Linked DNA regions of Homo sapiens: region 1 is linked to region 2. The links are chromatin contacts, found by Hi-C in ENCODE. All regions are on one chromosome and are shown on one strand. Each heading gives the region's core, a stretch centred on a gene start or an enhancer-like site at or near the end of the contact. The rest is flanking DNA. Distances are from core to core; before and after follow the strand shown.

What was found. Hi-C counts contacts between places; a loop is a spot of excess contacts on that map. Pooled maps may share reads with other maps.
Region 1: a map of PC-9 shows a loop between it and region 2 (8-fold over the local background). The contact joins the enhancer-like site here to the promoter of SPIN4 in region 2. A Hi-C loop is called at or near these places in 8 of 168 maps with a recorded cell type or tissue (Caco-2, Calu3, IMR-90 and 5 more) and 4 of 50 pooled maps.

Annotation. Positions count from the first base shown.
Region 1 is chrX:63,432,529-63,440,048 of GRCh38, forward strand. The region is part of intron 2 of LINC01278 (long intergenic non-protein coding RNA 1278); the gene reads right to left. Among named protein-coding and RNA genes, the nearest start is that of SPIN4, 85 kb to the left of the region's middle. Within about 2 kb of position 2,328, at least 5 of the 41 ENCODE cell types and tissues checked have a DNase peak (open chromatin) inside an H3K27ac peak, as active enhancers do; they include PC-3 and PC-9, where a contact is called at or near this core.
Region 2 is chrX:63,348,212-63,355,146 of GRCh38, forward strand. It overlaps SPIN4 (spindlin family member 4), which reads right to left and starts at 3,121. Exons shown (of 1, transcript NM_001012968.3): 1 at 1-3,121. The coding sequence starts at 2,608. The coding sequence ends at 1,859. SPIN4-AS1 (SPIN4 antisense RNA 1) reads left to right here. Exons shown (of 3, transcript NR_046739.1): 2 at 1,429-1,523; 3 at 3,631-3,977. RefSeq lists enhancers at 2,310-2,439, 2,540-2,589, 2,860-2,909 and a silencer at 3,110-3,339.

The sequences.
Region 1 (7,520 bases), core at 1,078-3,577, 84 kb after region 2:
CTTGTTGAGTGCAATCTGACTTCCAGTGTCCCTTGATACCACAGATGAGGCAAGGTTTTGAGGGCGGCACAAGATTGGGGCAGACTCTTGCCCAGGGACCCTGTTGGCTACACTTAAAACAGACTCCTGATGGGGACTGTCATGAGGTTGAGGATTTTTGTATGCATTGGGGAATCCTGTTGTATGGCAGCTGACAGCATCTGGTATTTAGCCTGGTCTCTTTTAAGCTTTCGGGTTTTTATTTCTTCCTCTCTATTGTTAAAGACCTTGAAGGCTGCTTTGATTAAGTCTCTTTAGGAGGTTTGAGGGCCATCCTCCAGTCTTTGGAGTTTCTTTTGGATGTCGGGGGCTGACTGGGAAATGACGTGTAAATGGAGGTAGACTCTGTCCTCGGCAGTGTCAGGGCTTAAGCTGGTATATTTAATCACGGTCTCTGAAAGGCAGGAGAAAAAAAGAGTAGGGTTTTTGTCAGGGGCCTTGAGTGATTTCTTTATCTTTTCATACTTGACAGTCGTAAGGGCGGTTTTATTCATGCCAGTTAGGAGGCATGTTATCATATGGCCTAGTTTCTGTCTGTCTGCAGAAGCCACCTGATAATCCCAACTGGGGACAGTACTGGGAATAGCGAGGGTTGTGACTGGGTTATGGGCAGCATCTTGTCCGTGGAGGGTGTCTGCTTGGGCCTGATCCAGATATGTTCCCTGTTCTCCAGGGTGAGGGAGGAGGAGAGGATGACAGAAATGTCATGCCAGGTAAGGTCATAAGATTGAGTGATATACAGAAATTCCTTGTGGAAGGATGTGGGGTCTGTGGAAAAGGAGTCAAGTCTCTTTTCAATCTGAGAGCCATCAGCTACAGAGAAAGGAACATGAACTCAGACTATGCCTTCAGTCTCCATAACATCCCCCAATGGGGGGACTTTAGAGGGCCTCTGGGCCTGTGCCTGGTTTTCAGCAGCAGAAGGGGGCTGAGTATGAGATCAGTTATGGTGGGGAGAGGGTAGAGGAGATGGGGGATAGGAACAAGGGGGTGGGGGAGCCGAAGGGGAAGGAGGAGGAGACGGTGGTGGGAGTGGGGCTGGGGGGCGGGTGGGGATTCGTCGTCTGGATAAAAATCAGAGGAGGAGGAGGAGGAGGGCTTGTCTGGAAGGGGAGGCATTTTGGCAGATTTCTTGTTTAAGAGGAGCAGCTGGTAAGGTGAACAGGACTGATAGAGGGAATTGGCAAAAGCCTGGATATAGAGCATCTTGGACCACTTGCCATTGTGCTGGAGGACATTTTCTAAATCATGTTGAATTTGGAAGTCAAAAGTCCCATCTGGGCCAGCAGCCATCATTGTCCAGCTTATACTGGGGCCAGGCCACATTACAAAGGAAAATAAGGCATTTAGTTTTAATGGAGTCGGCCAAGCCCAGTGCTCGGAGGTTCCAGATGAGACATCTGAGAGGGGTGTCTGGAGGGGATTTCGAGGAGCCCTGCCCCATATGAGTGGCTGGGAGGGTGAAAAATGTGGAGTAGGGGAGTGAGTATCCCAATTCTAACCATGAGAAGGGATGGAGAAGAGCCGGGGTGCCCCCGTAGCTCTTCGTGGTCCCCCAGAAACCAGAGTGGTCAGAGCGTGAGCATTCTGAGGGCATCCCCTGAGAAGGCAGGCCAGGGTCACCCAGTGGTGACCGGGGAATCCTCTTACCTGGCGCTGGGGTTTTCTGGCTAACAGGCAGAAATATGAGAGGAATCCAGAGGGTGGAAAGGGAAACTCACCCACAATTGGAGGCCGGTGTTGGATGCAATGGGAGTGGTCCTTGCCAGAGCCACAGAGAGGAAAGAGGGGGAAGGAGAAAGCGGTGGGAGGATGGGGCCGAGAGAAAGAATTCCTCCGTAGAAAGACGAAAGTGGGCAGGGCTGGGAACCAGGGGCCAATCAGGATTTGGGAATTAGCCCGGGGCGAGCTGCCGCTGCCTCTTCCTTCCCAGGTTGCAAGGAAGTACCTCTCCCTTGTGGGATCTAGACCCCATCCCAGGTTTTGGCACCAAATGTTAGAACGAAAGGGAGAAAGGAATGGAGCAGAGGCAGCTCAAGGGCAACACAGGTTTATTGGGAGAAAGGCCTGCAGATAGGGGGTACTAGCTAGCGTCGGAGCCCCAGTCCTTCTTACAGGCTGGGGCAGTTCTAGGCCTGGGCAGGAGAGGTCGGGGATGGTTGAGAAAATGGGGCGGGGGTGGTGTGTTTGGCTGCTGATAAAGGAAGGAATTTACTGCAGTCAGGGGTTAGGCCTGGAACCTGTCTGACAGGATGAATTTATTGCCCTCAGGGTTTAGGCCTGGGACCTTTCCAACAGGATGTTTCTCACAGCTCAGGCGCTGGTGGAATTTTCCATTCTGACCAGAGTTTGTAAAATGGTGGCAGTCTGCAAAATGGCGTGGCTTGGGCTAACACGATCAACATGCATCAATTTCACAGACAAAATATTGGGCGGAACACCCCAGGATAATACACAAAATGAAACTGTTTTGGTAAATACTGAAAACATGCAAAACAACATAAATGTTATTTTTATATACTAAAATATGTACTAGGATCTTAATAATATACATGGAAAAATAAACACAAGAAGGAGAGGGAAATGGGATTACATTATAGCACAAAAAGTATTTTAATTTCATTTGTAATGAATTATTTGTTTAAAGAGAAGCTAAAGCAAGTATAAAAATGTTATAATTTAATAGTTGGATGGTATGCATTTAGGAATTTATGTTAATCCCTTTACTATTGTGCCTGTTGGAAATATTTCATTATTAATGTTAAATATTATTTTGGAAAGATAAAAAGGTATATTAATAAATTTATAGCGATATAAATACATAAATATGATAAATAATAAATCAATTATAGTAAAATGTTAATATTAGAAGGTTATATTTGGATGTTCAAAACCTAATTCTTTCAATATTTCTGAACATTTAAATATTTTATAATAAAATGTTTGAGTAAAATAATAATGGATCAATTTCTGAAATGAAATGAGCAAATGATACAACAAAGTGAATATTTATTTCTAACAACCCAGCAGTTGTTTGTGTTATCTATAAATCAATGATAGGGTGAAATAAAACCTCTCGGATTGGAACAACAAATATGTGTGGTAAAATTTTGATACTAGCATGCAATTCACTTAAATGAAAAAGAAACACAGAAAATATTTATCCCAATATTGCCAATACAAAGAAATAAAAATGAAAAATAATTAAAAATTGGACAAGCACTAAAAGCAGTATTTAAAAAAGTCTATTTTAAATACCATATAGAAGATGAATCTAAGAAATATACACATACTTTATTTTCCTCAAGATTACTGACTAGAGGTTTTTCCAACGTGCCTAATCCATTTAGACGAGCAAAAATAGTGGTTCTTCTCTGAAAATTATATAACAAGGACCACAGCAGTTAAGCAGAAAAATGAAAAAAAATTCTGAATCTGGGAAACAGAAGGAAGGCATGAAGTTCTCTTGGCTGGGATCAGCTAAATACTGGGTACGAATCCCCAACATGGGAAAGCATGAGTGAGTGCTTCTCTGCAGTTCACTTTTCCACTGGGGAATGGTGAAATCCAGACCACAGGAGAGCACCTTAACTTTCTGAATCCCTAGATCTAACTTGGGTAATGGCCGGGAGCCTATAAGAAGGAACTGCTCTGGGAAGTGTTCCATGTACTTCCTCAGACTTGGGTACCTAAAGAAAAATGACATTCTAGATTTTAGCTCTTAGCAAGCTCTGTGGGGTCAAGGGAGCTTGAGGCAGTGGCAGTCTTTGGCATTAGAGAGACTTGCACTGGGGCACGGACAACTAGGGCTCAAACGGGAGGAGCTCCCACAGCCAGAACAGAGATATGAGTGTAGTGTGGACTCCAGCTACTGGTACCAGAACTGAGCTTCTCTTCTAGGACCAGAGAAGGAGGAGAATTGCCTGGGAGGCATGGTATTGACCAAGTCAGTGACTTCTAATACTAGGGACTTTGTTGGAAACTAGAAGCAAATTGTAGTGACTAGCCAAATATTCAAACTGCTTACCACAATTGGTACAGGAGAGTGAATGATGTCAAGTCTGGAGTGTGAGGGGGAAGCACATTTCACTTCCACTGGCTAAGAATGTGGCACTGGCACCACCCCTCCCTCTCTGTGCTGAGACCTTGATGAAGAAGCAGTTGTCCCTCACCCATGCATTCTTCCAGAGGCCCGAGTACCATGATGCCACCCCCAACAGGGCTGGTGCTTTAATCCACCATTGAGGATCCTGAGTGTAGGTTTCCCATGCCTGGTTCCAGTTAGTTTCAACTCCAACCCAAGGCAGAACATGAACTCATGACCCTGAACATTCCATGGTATCATGCACCACCTGGGCCACTTGAGCAATTTTCTCAGATAAAGAGGTTGGGCATAAACACTTCTGCTATCACTTTAGCTGGCTGTAACCTGCAGGCACCAACTACTGGCATGGAGGTGAATCTGCACAGCCCATTACAATAACAGCTGACATAAGAGCACAACGCTCAGGAATGATAAAATGTTTTTATGACCACTGCTACCTGCATGAGGCATGCCACCTCAGCTGTTCAGTTCAGGAAATCATGAGAGCACTCACCCATTTAGTATACTTGGCATTTGAGAAAGATTACTGGCTTTTGAGAAAGATCATATTAAGGGTATTTAGAAGCAAGGAAATCATACAATCTTTGCCACTGAACACAGCCAAACAGCCTTACACAACATACACCAGAGTCACATCAAGAATAGCCTCCCCCATGAAAGTACATTCAGAAATAAAAAAAGACTAATACTCCAGATATGCAGTGATCAATGTAAAGATACAAGAATCATGAAAAAGCAAGGTATTATGACACTTTCAAAGGATCGCAATAATTCTCTAGCAATAGATTCTAACAAAAAATCCTCAAAATGCCAAATAAGTCAGAATATTGATTTTTAAAAAGCTCAATGAAATGCAAGAAAAAATCTGAAACCAATACAAAGAAATACAAAATCAATTCAGAATATAAACAATCAACTTATCAAGAATATAAATATCTTTAAAAAATCATGTCAAATTTTCAACAATATACCAGAACAAGCAAAATAAAGAATCTCAGAACTTGAAGACAGGTGTGTTGAAATAGCCCATGAAGACAAAAACTTTTAAAAAGAATAAAAAAGAATGAGAAAGGCCTTCAAGACTCATGGGACTAAGAGCTACCAAACTTTCAAATTATTTGTATTCCCAAAAAGGAATAAAAATTTTAAAAATGATATAAAACCTATTTAAAGAAATAATTGATGAAAGCTTCCAGATTATGCAAAGAAATGTAGACATACACATACGGGGGGACCAACAATCTCTTGGAAAATACATTATAAAAAGGAATTCACTATAGCATACTCTCATCAGACTGTCTAAAAAATGTGAAAAAAAGAATTGTAAAATTATCAAGAGAAAAGTATCTACTGACCCACAAGGAAACCCTATCAGACTAAGTGAAAACATACTAGCAGAAAACTTAACAGTCAGAACAGAATGGGATAGTATTATCAAACGCTTAACAAAAAGCTGCAATCAACAATTTTATATCCAGCTAGATTAAGCTTCAAAGAAGAAGAAATAATTTCCAGAGAAGCAAATGCTGAGGAAATTCATCACCACTGCACTAACTTATGAGAAATGCCCAAAGGAATCCTAAACATGGAAATTAAAAGTCAATATTCACCATCATGGAAACACCCAGAAAAAGTAACCTCACAGGTATTATAAAACCATCACATAAAGGATGAAGAGAAATAAATCAAATGGTGATTCAATACAATAACACTAAAGACTAACAGAATTTATAAAACAGCTGGATAATACTTTTATTTATTTATTTATTTTGAGACAGAGTCTCACTCTGTTGCCCAGGCTGGAGTGCAGTGGCGCGATCTCGGCTCACTGCAAGCTCCGCCTCCTGGGTTCACACCATTCTCCTGCCTCAGCCTCCCGAGTAGCTGGGACTACAGGCGCCTGCCACCACGCCCGGCTAATGTTTTGTATTTTTAGTAGAGACAGGGTTTCACCATGTTAGCCAGGATGGTCTCGATCTCCTGACCTCGTGATCCGCCCGCCTCAGCCTCCCAAAGTGCTGGGATTACAGGTATGAGCCACCGCGCCCGGCCTGGAGAATACTTTTATACATTTTTATATTTTTAACAATATGACAGTAACTAAATGTAACATATCATTATTAACCCTGAATATAAATGAATTCAATGCTCCACTTAAAAGACACAGATTGACAAAATGGATTTAGAAAATTATGATCCAACCATATGAAGCTTACAAGAAACTCAGTTTACCTGTAAAGATACATTTAAACTGAAAGTAAAGTGTGAAAAAAAATTATGTACAAATAGAAACAGAAAGCAGGAGTCACTATATTTATATCAGATAAAACAGTCTTTAAATCAAAAACAGTAAAAAAAGGCAAGATAATCATATTATAAAAAATATGGCCAAGTCATCAATTCAGTAAGAGGATATAACAATTCTAAATGTATATGCACCCAAAACCAAAGCTCCCACCATTCATAAACAAATATTAGTAGACCTAAAGAAGAGATATACAGCAATTCATTAATAATGGGGGACCTCAATGCCCCACTTACAGCACTAGACAGATCAATGAGACAAAAAATACAACACGGAAACTTTGGATTTATGTTGAATTTTAGACCAAATGGACCTAACAGGCATTTATAGAACATTCTACCCAACAACTGAAGAATATACATTCATTCTTCTCATTGCACATGGAACATTTTCCAAGACAGGCCATATGTTAGGCCACAAAACAAGTCTTAACACATTTTTAAAAACTGTAATCATATCAAGTATCTTCTCAGACCACAATGGAAAAAACAGAAATACCAAGAGGAAACACTGAAAATATACAAAAGCATGGGAATTAAACAACACACTCCTGAGTATTTAGGTCAATAAAGTTAAGACAGAAATTTAAGAAAATCTTTGAAATGAATACAAATGGAAATATATACCAGAACTTCTGGGATATAACAAAGCGAAGAAAGTTTATAGCAGTAAATGCCTACATCAACAAAGTAGAGCAATCAAAAAATAACAACCTAATGTTACACCTCAAGAAACAACCAAACCAAGAAAAAACCAAACCCAAAATTAGCAAAAGAAAATAAATAAATAAATAAATAAATAAATAAATAAATAAATAAATCAGGGCAGAACTAAATAAACTACATCAAAAACCAAACCAATACAAAGTAATCAATAAAACAAAAAACTCACTCTTCAAAACAAAAAAGGTTTCTTTTTTGTTCTGATAAACAAAACAAAACAAAATAAAACAAAAAGAATTGATAAACAGAACTGATAAACCACTAGCTAGACTAACCACTGCAATTCATAACATACACATAAAAATGATCATCGGATACTCTTTTGAACAACTAAATGCTCACAAACTTA
Region 2 (6,935 bases), core at 1,871-4,370:
CTACTGTAATTTCAATGATTAAATAAGCTCATTAGACAGAAGATAAAAATACAAAAATCTATAGGTTGTCTATATTGTCAAAAATAGCTAATTACAAATGAGAAGAAAAAAACCAATTCACAATGTCAAAATATGAAATAAAACTGTAAAAATACTTAGAAATAAATTCAGTTAGCTATGATATACTTACGTGAAGAATATTCCAATAACAAGACCAAAAGATTTCAATGATGTACGAAGACTCTTGAGTGCTAAGATTTAATATTATTAAAGAGCCCTCTAAACAAAAATGCAGGATTTTAATTGTGATGTCAGCCATCATAATTAGAATTTTATTAAAATTCTGCATTTCATTTTTTCACATGAAAAAATGAATGTCTAGGACATATTATATAAAGAAAAAAAAAACTAATGAAGTGGGACTTGCTTTATCGGATTCTAAAACTTACGATGAAGCCACTATAATTAAATCATGATATTGGCTCAGAAATTTGAAAATGGGTAACATTTTAAATAAATGTCACAATCAGGTATCCAATGTGAACAAAATGTTATAGCTGGATCCCCATCTTACACCATATACAAAAATAAATTTCAGATGGATCAAACATTTAAACATTAAAAATAATAAAGTTATTAGAAGAAAATGTAGGTGAATATTTGTATGACTTTGGGTGGGGGCATCCATGTGATAAAAAAAGGAAACCAAAATCTATAAAAGAGATAAGGGTCTACCTAAAAAGTTTAAAAATTTTAAAGGAAAATATATCATCAATAAAGTCAAGATGAAAACGTCATAACACATTAGAGCTACAAATGATTAATATGCACTATGTAGTAAGAATTTCTACAAATTTATAATGAAAAACATCAATAGATACATGAGCAAAGGGTAAGAACAGGCAAATCAGAGAAAAATCCAAACAGAAACAAGGACAGCAACAACAACAAACCTCTTTGAACTCAGACAAAAGGCAATTAAACTAACAAGCAATACAATGCAATTTTTAGCCTTTCATATTTTCAAGCATTAAAGAGTGCTGGAGAGGACGCTGGAACGGGCGCTTTCATTTTGGATAGTAATCTTGTAATATTTCTGAAACATATGCCTACATAGTATTTCTGGGAATCCAACCTATATAAATAAAAGCACCAGTATGTATTACAGCAGTGTTATTTTGAAAAAAAATAAAAAAAGGAAATAAAAGACGATCAATAACGAAATGGTTGAATGCCTTTTTGGTACATCAACAAGTACTGTGTATTCAGCTGTTAGAGTAAGGGAGGGAGGGGGAGAGCAAGAGTGCAAGAGAGTAAGAGTGAGGGCCAGAGAGAGCCAGAGAGAGCAAGAAAGACTGAAGCTACTGATAAGAAGAGATATCATCTACATGTCAAGTGAGAAAAGCATGTGGCTTGCCATTTTTACAGAAACTACTAGAACATACTTTCTGCATGAAGATGGGGAAAATAGGTGGAAGGATGTACTTCGCATCCTCAACACTTGTTTTCTGGGAAGAAACAAGGTAAGGAAAGGAAGGGGTAAGGACGGGGTGTGGGTTTACACCATTAATTTTTCTTAATCTATTTTTGCATTGTTCCAATGGTTGCAAACACTTTTTAATTTTCTATTAGCACCCAATTTAACTGTTAAGTTACAGAACAAGGCAATATCAAAAGTAGCAAAGTACACTTGAGGCAAAATTGTGAAACTAGTCAAGGTAAGATTTGTTGGCACAATAAAATTTATCCACTTTCCTGAATTTCTGACACCTAAACTCTTCTCTGCGTTCACAACTACGAGAACACAAAATAATTCACATCTAACAGATCCACAACTTCTCTAAAGAGCACAAAGAATTTAAGGAGTTTTCACCAAACCATAGACATAAATGTGAATATCATCATCAAACTTAATGAAGTAAACAGATGGCTTCGCCACCACTTGATGTATAAAAATGCCAGTTCTCTTGGACCCGTCATCTTTGGCATGCTCCACCTGCTTGCCCACGAGACTGTCGACCACCTCTCCAGGCTCCTGTTCTGCTGTAGGGAAATAGTAGTTGGAATCTGGAATAATGCGTAAGTCACCATCTTTGTAGTCATCAAGCAGCGTGTACATATAGAGAACAGGATCTTTCTCGTAGGTGATGTAAAACCAAGTATCCATCACAGGAGCTCGCGCCAGGACCATACCCTTCCATTCATCCTTGGTACCATGTTCACCTTCAAACACATGCTCCACTGCCTTGCCAATCAGGGAATCTGCCAGTCGTGAATCGATACGAGGAGTTGGCACTCTCTCAGGAAGGATCTCTAGCGCTAAAACTCTCTTATCGCGGTGCAGTTCTAGTCCATACACACTATCTTTGCCATCATATTTAATGATGTAAAGAGTGGGCTTCACGGAAACCTGCTCGAGCACAGTACCCTTCCACTGCTCCACTGGCTCGTTGCCTTCCTTCCAGCCGTGTTGAATGCGGCAGCCCACGATGTTCCTACGAGTGAGGAAAGTGGGCTTGCGCCGTTGCTTCCTGTGGGTGTGCCTTTTCTTCATCAGGTATGCGGACACGCCATCTACCCCCATCGGAGGCACGGTTGGAGGAGACATAGCTCAGGGATTAAGAGGGCTTGGGGAAAGCTGCTGCCCTGGTCGATTAAACTGACAAAAAGTCAACACTATGCAATATGATATATATATTTTTTGCGATCTCAAAGACCTGGTCTGTGCTCCCTTCTCCAAGTGCAAGGCTCTCACCAAGGTTTTGGCAGAAACGCTCGAACTCTAACCGTGAGCACTGGGACAGCGTGTGCCTCTCCACAGTGCTTTCCTCTCTCGCCCTAGAAGGGTTACTGCAGCAGTGGCGGCTGACGTAGAGATGGCGGGCTCGCGAGTGCTGTTCGTGCCTTGCGTCCGCCCCAACCCCGACCCCAAGTCCCCGAATCGGCCACTTAGCTGTTGTCGATGCTGGTGCGGCTGCGGCACGGCGGCAGAGGAGACGACGGGGACGAAAGGCAAGGAGTAAGAGGGATGGCTGCAGCGGCAAAGGCGCAGGCGGCGGCAAGTCTCTGGGGAGTCCGCGCGGCCTGGGCTTCGCAGCGCTAGCTGGCTTGGCTTCACTCTGGCGACCGGGTCTTTGCGGCGCAGGGAACCCGCCCCCTCTGAGCCCGCCTGAGCCTTGGCCCCGCCCCCAGCCATCCCGCCTTCCGCTCTGCGGGCGGCAGCCGGGCTGGTCAGCGCGCGTGCCCGTGTTCAGTTTGTATTGACACACGCGCCCTCTCTTTCATTTCCTCCTCCGCCCCTCGACCGTTTCCCTCAAACGCCAGCCAGACAGGCCGACTCCCCTCCTCCTCCTTTCTGGCGGTCTGCTGCCCGCCAGCCTCCTACACAGTGGCTCCATCTGCTTTCTGTCTTCCAGGAATTCCTCACTTAAAAAAAAAAAAAATGTAAAACACACGCACACCCAGAAAGAGTTTGTGCATACAAATTATTTTCTTTCAGTTTAAGATATTTAAGATGAGAATAAAAACCCTGTGTACAATTTACAGACCACCATCTTAATCCAAAATCTGTTTTATATTTTCTACCTGATCATTTCTAGTAATTATTTTTATTTTTTTTTTTTTTGTCAGAATGTAAAGGTCATGTACTGACATTGTGGAGATCTTCTAAAATTCAGTGAAATAAAAGACGAAACTACCATTAATTTTACCATCCAGACTGCACCAAAATGTTAACAATACTGTTTTCTCTCCTATTAATAAACCTGTACTTATATTTTATAAAATTGGGAGCATATTTCATACTTTTATAACTTGTGTTTTTCATGTATATCATGAACATTTTCCAAGATTGTTAAATACTCTGAAAACATGATTTTTAATAGTAATATTAAATATTTGTAATATTCCTTTTGATAGTCCACTATTTATCCTACATGATCTATAACATAAGTATAAATAAAAACATTTTACCTTCATAAATGGATTTATTGTCTAAACCATTTTTTAAAAGAAGATTTAATGACATGGAGAGCTGCACATGAGATGAGTACAATGAAAAAGCAAAATATTGAAACAATATTGTGGTCTTAATTTTGTAGAGAGAGAAAGAAGGGATTTTTTGTGTATATATTTGCTGTTTTTCTGATTATAAAAGTGCTGCATGCTTATATCGAAAACCTGCAAGAAAAGAAAGTGTCCATAATTTCACTTACCTTAAGTCACAGAGCTGCTATGAGGATTAAATGAGAATGTCTGTAAAGCTTTTAACACTATATCCCACTTACAAGATGACATTAAAATCCAGAAGAGTCTAGGGTTCTCATTTTCATTCCTCTACTCTTCACTGGTGAAAAGAGAAAGCGTCATATAATCATGAGTAAAAAAGGCAATTAATTCACCTGGAAACAAAACCGGGGCAAAAGCTGCAAGGTGTCAATACTGGTTGCCTGAACATTTCATTACCTTCCAAGTCAGTGACAGAGAGACCTAGTCCTCATTCTGTTTAATAGCTGGTCACACAGAATGTGTAAGGATCCTCCAGTTCACCATGTTTCCCAGGCAAAGGACTTCAGAGATGGGATAATTCTTTAATGCCATATTACAAGATAGTAATTCCAAGGAAGAAGGTAAACTACATGTATGAACAGTTATTTCCAAACACTTAGAATGACATCGTGGTGTATATATATTCACACATATACACAACCTACACATTCATACTCAAAGTCAGAAGGTGAACGTATGTAAATGTTATGCCATTATGTTCCACAAATAATGTCTTCCAAATAATTCCCCAGACCAAGATACACCAAGCACTTTTTGCTCAGAAGAGCAGTTGACACATGAAAGAAGAAGATGACCCACAGGGCACACAAATGCAGGGAAAACAGTTTCCTCAGGCCTTTGGTTACATCCTTCAAGGGAATTCTTGCTTACAACCCCACAAAGTGGCCTGAAGAGACAAAAAAAAATTCGAATACCCTTTCTTCTCCAAAATTATGATTCTAATATTCAGACCATTCACTAACATATAGATTTAAAAGGCCTTATCATGCTGATATAATGTTCACTTTGTATGACTCCCACTGGACAATAAACTTATTCAAGAAGGGATTTTTATCTTGCATCCCAAATACCCTACACAGAATAGAGACTCAATAAACATTTGTTAAATGAATAAATAATTGCTTTCAGCTGCCCTGCCCCAATGCAAAGACATCTTCCACAGTGAAACAAGTAGCCTTACACAAGCTTTTGACGACTACAGTTCTGGCAACTCAGGCTCTCCCTCAGCAATTTTATCCTTTTAAAACACCTAAATCACTGACCCTGTGAATACATGTGCCCATAAGTCTGAAAATGCTTAGGAGAAAACATTAAAGCAAGTGGGGCGGGGGCAAGCTTTCATCAACCTACATGTGTGGATAACAATAAAACTTACCTCAAAGTGTAAGTGTGAGGATTAAATTAGATAAATACACACAAATCTCTCAGCACATGAACTGGTACATAGTAAGTACTCAGTTGTCTCCTAACTAGTCATCTCCTGAAAGAAGTTATTTTGTCTTATTACATCTTTTTACAAACCACCCAGCTCATACCCCACCTCTAAACCTTTCCTCTGTTTTACACTCAAGACCTCTTGGCCAGGGCTTGTGAATCAAGGAGGGCTATGGCATGATTTGTTCCTTATATCCAATTTCAGAGCAATATTTCAAATACTGGAAGCTTCTGGAAGATTGACTTCTTAATAAATAAACATTAGTGAAAATTAATTTGGAATACTCAGTGTTAATTTATAATTGGAGGGGTGGTGGAGGGAGGTATAACTATTGTTAATTCCAGTGTGCACAAAAGATTATAATGCATGCTATAAAAGAGGTACAACTGAAGCACTAGGGGACCCAAAGGAGGTAGTGATTTTTTATGGCTGGGGAGATCAGCAAAGACTACTTGAATGTCTAAAATAACAACAAAAGAAGATATTCAGAGGGTGGCAGTGTAGTGAGGTATTTTCAAAGAGCTCAAGGAACGACATAGAGGGTGAATGGTTACAGGATATGTGACAAACTAGTCAGGAGTTTGTGACAAGAGCACAGAGTTCGTTGTGATAAGGAAAAGGGGGTATAGTTTGTGGTGTGGAACAAAGTTAGTCAAAAACCTCAAAGTTGAGAACTGATATTTCATCCACTGTTGGTGGAAGTAGCTGACATTCCAGTTCCCCTAACAATGTAGTGTTGGTGTTACCAAGCAGAGAGCTGATCTTCCATGCTTCATCTGACAGAAAACAGGCAGTGTTTTTATTCCCCTGGAAGACAAATACTGGTGATGCTGAACAAAGAGCTGATCTACTACCTCTCTGGCAGAAGCAAATGGTACTCTGATTCCCCTGCCAGGATAGTGTCAGCAAGGTCAAATGGTAAGTTGCTCCACCACATTCATCTGGTAGTGTGAGGTAGTGCTAGTAATTGTTATGATACACTCACACCCCATATAAACCTGACAGCAATGAGATTGAATACAGTAGAGCAAGTCAGGGCTAGTCAGCACTCTGGTTCCCTATACCCCTAATGTCAGTGAAAACCAGTGAGTAGCTGACCTTCCATCCTCATCCACAGTCAGTGAGACAGAACAAAGGGAAACATGATGGGACTAGATGGTACTCAACTTTCCCTAAACCTTTTGTGTCAATGGGTCCCAGAGTTCAGATAAGCCCCCACTCCCACTTTGAGGTCATAAGATGGTATGAACCTGTAACCCATTATCACCACGAAGGTGTCAGCAAATTTGGGATGGGAGCTGAACTTCTGTACTGCCCATGTTCAATGAGGCAGTGTGAGTTAGTGCTGCATTTTTTCAAAGGTTGTGTCAGGGGAACCTAACAGAAGAAGCTGAACATATATACAAAAGCAGCCCTTCAGCCACAAAACAAT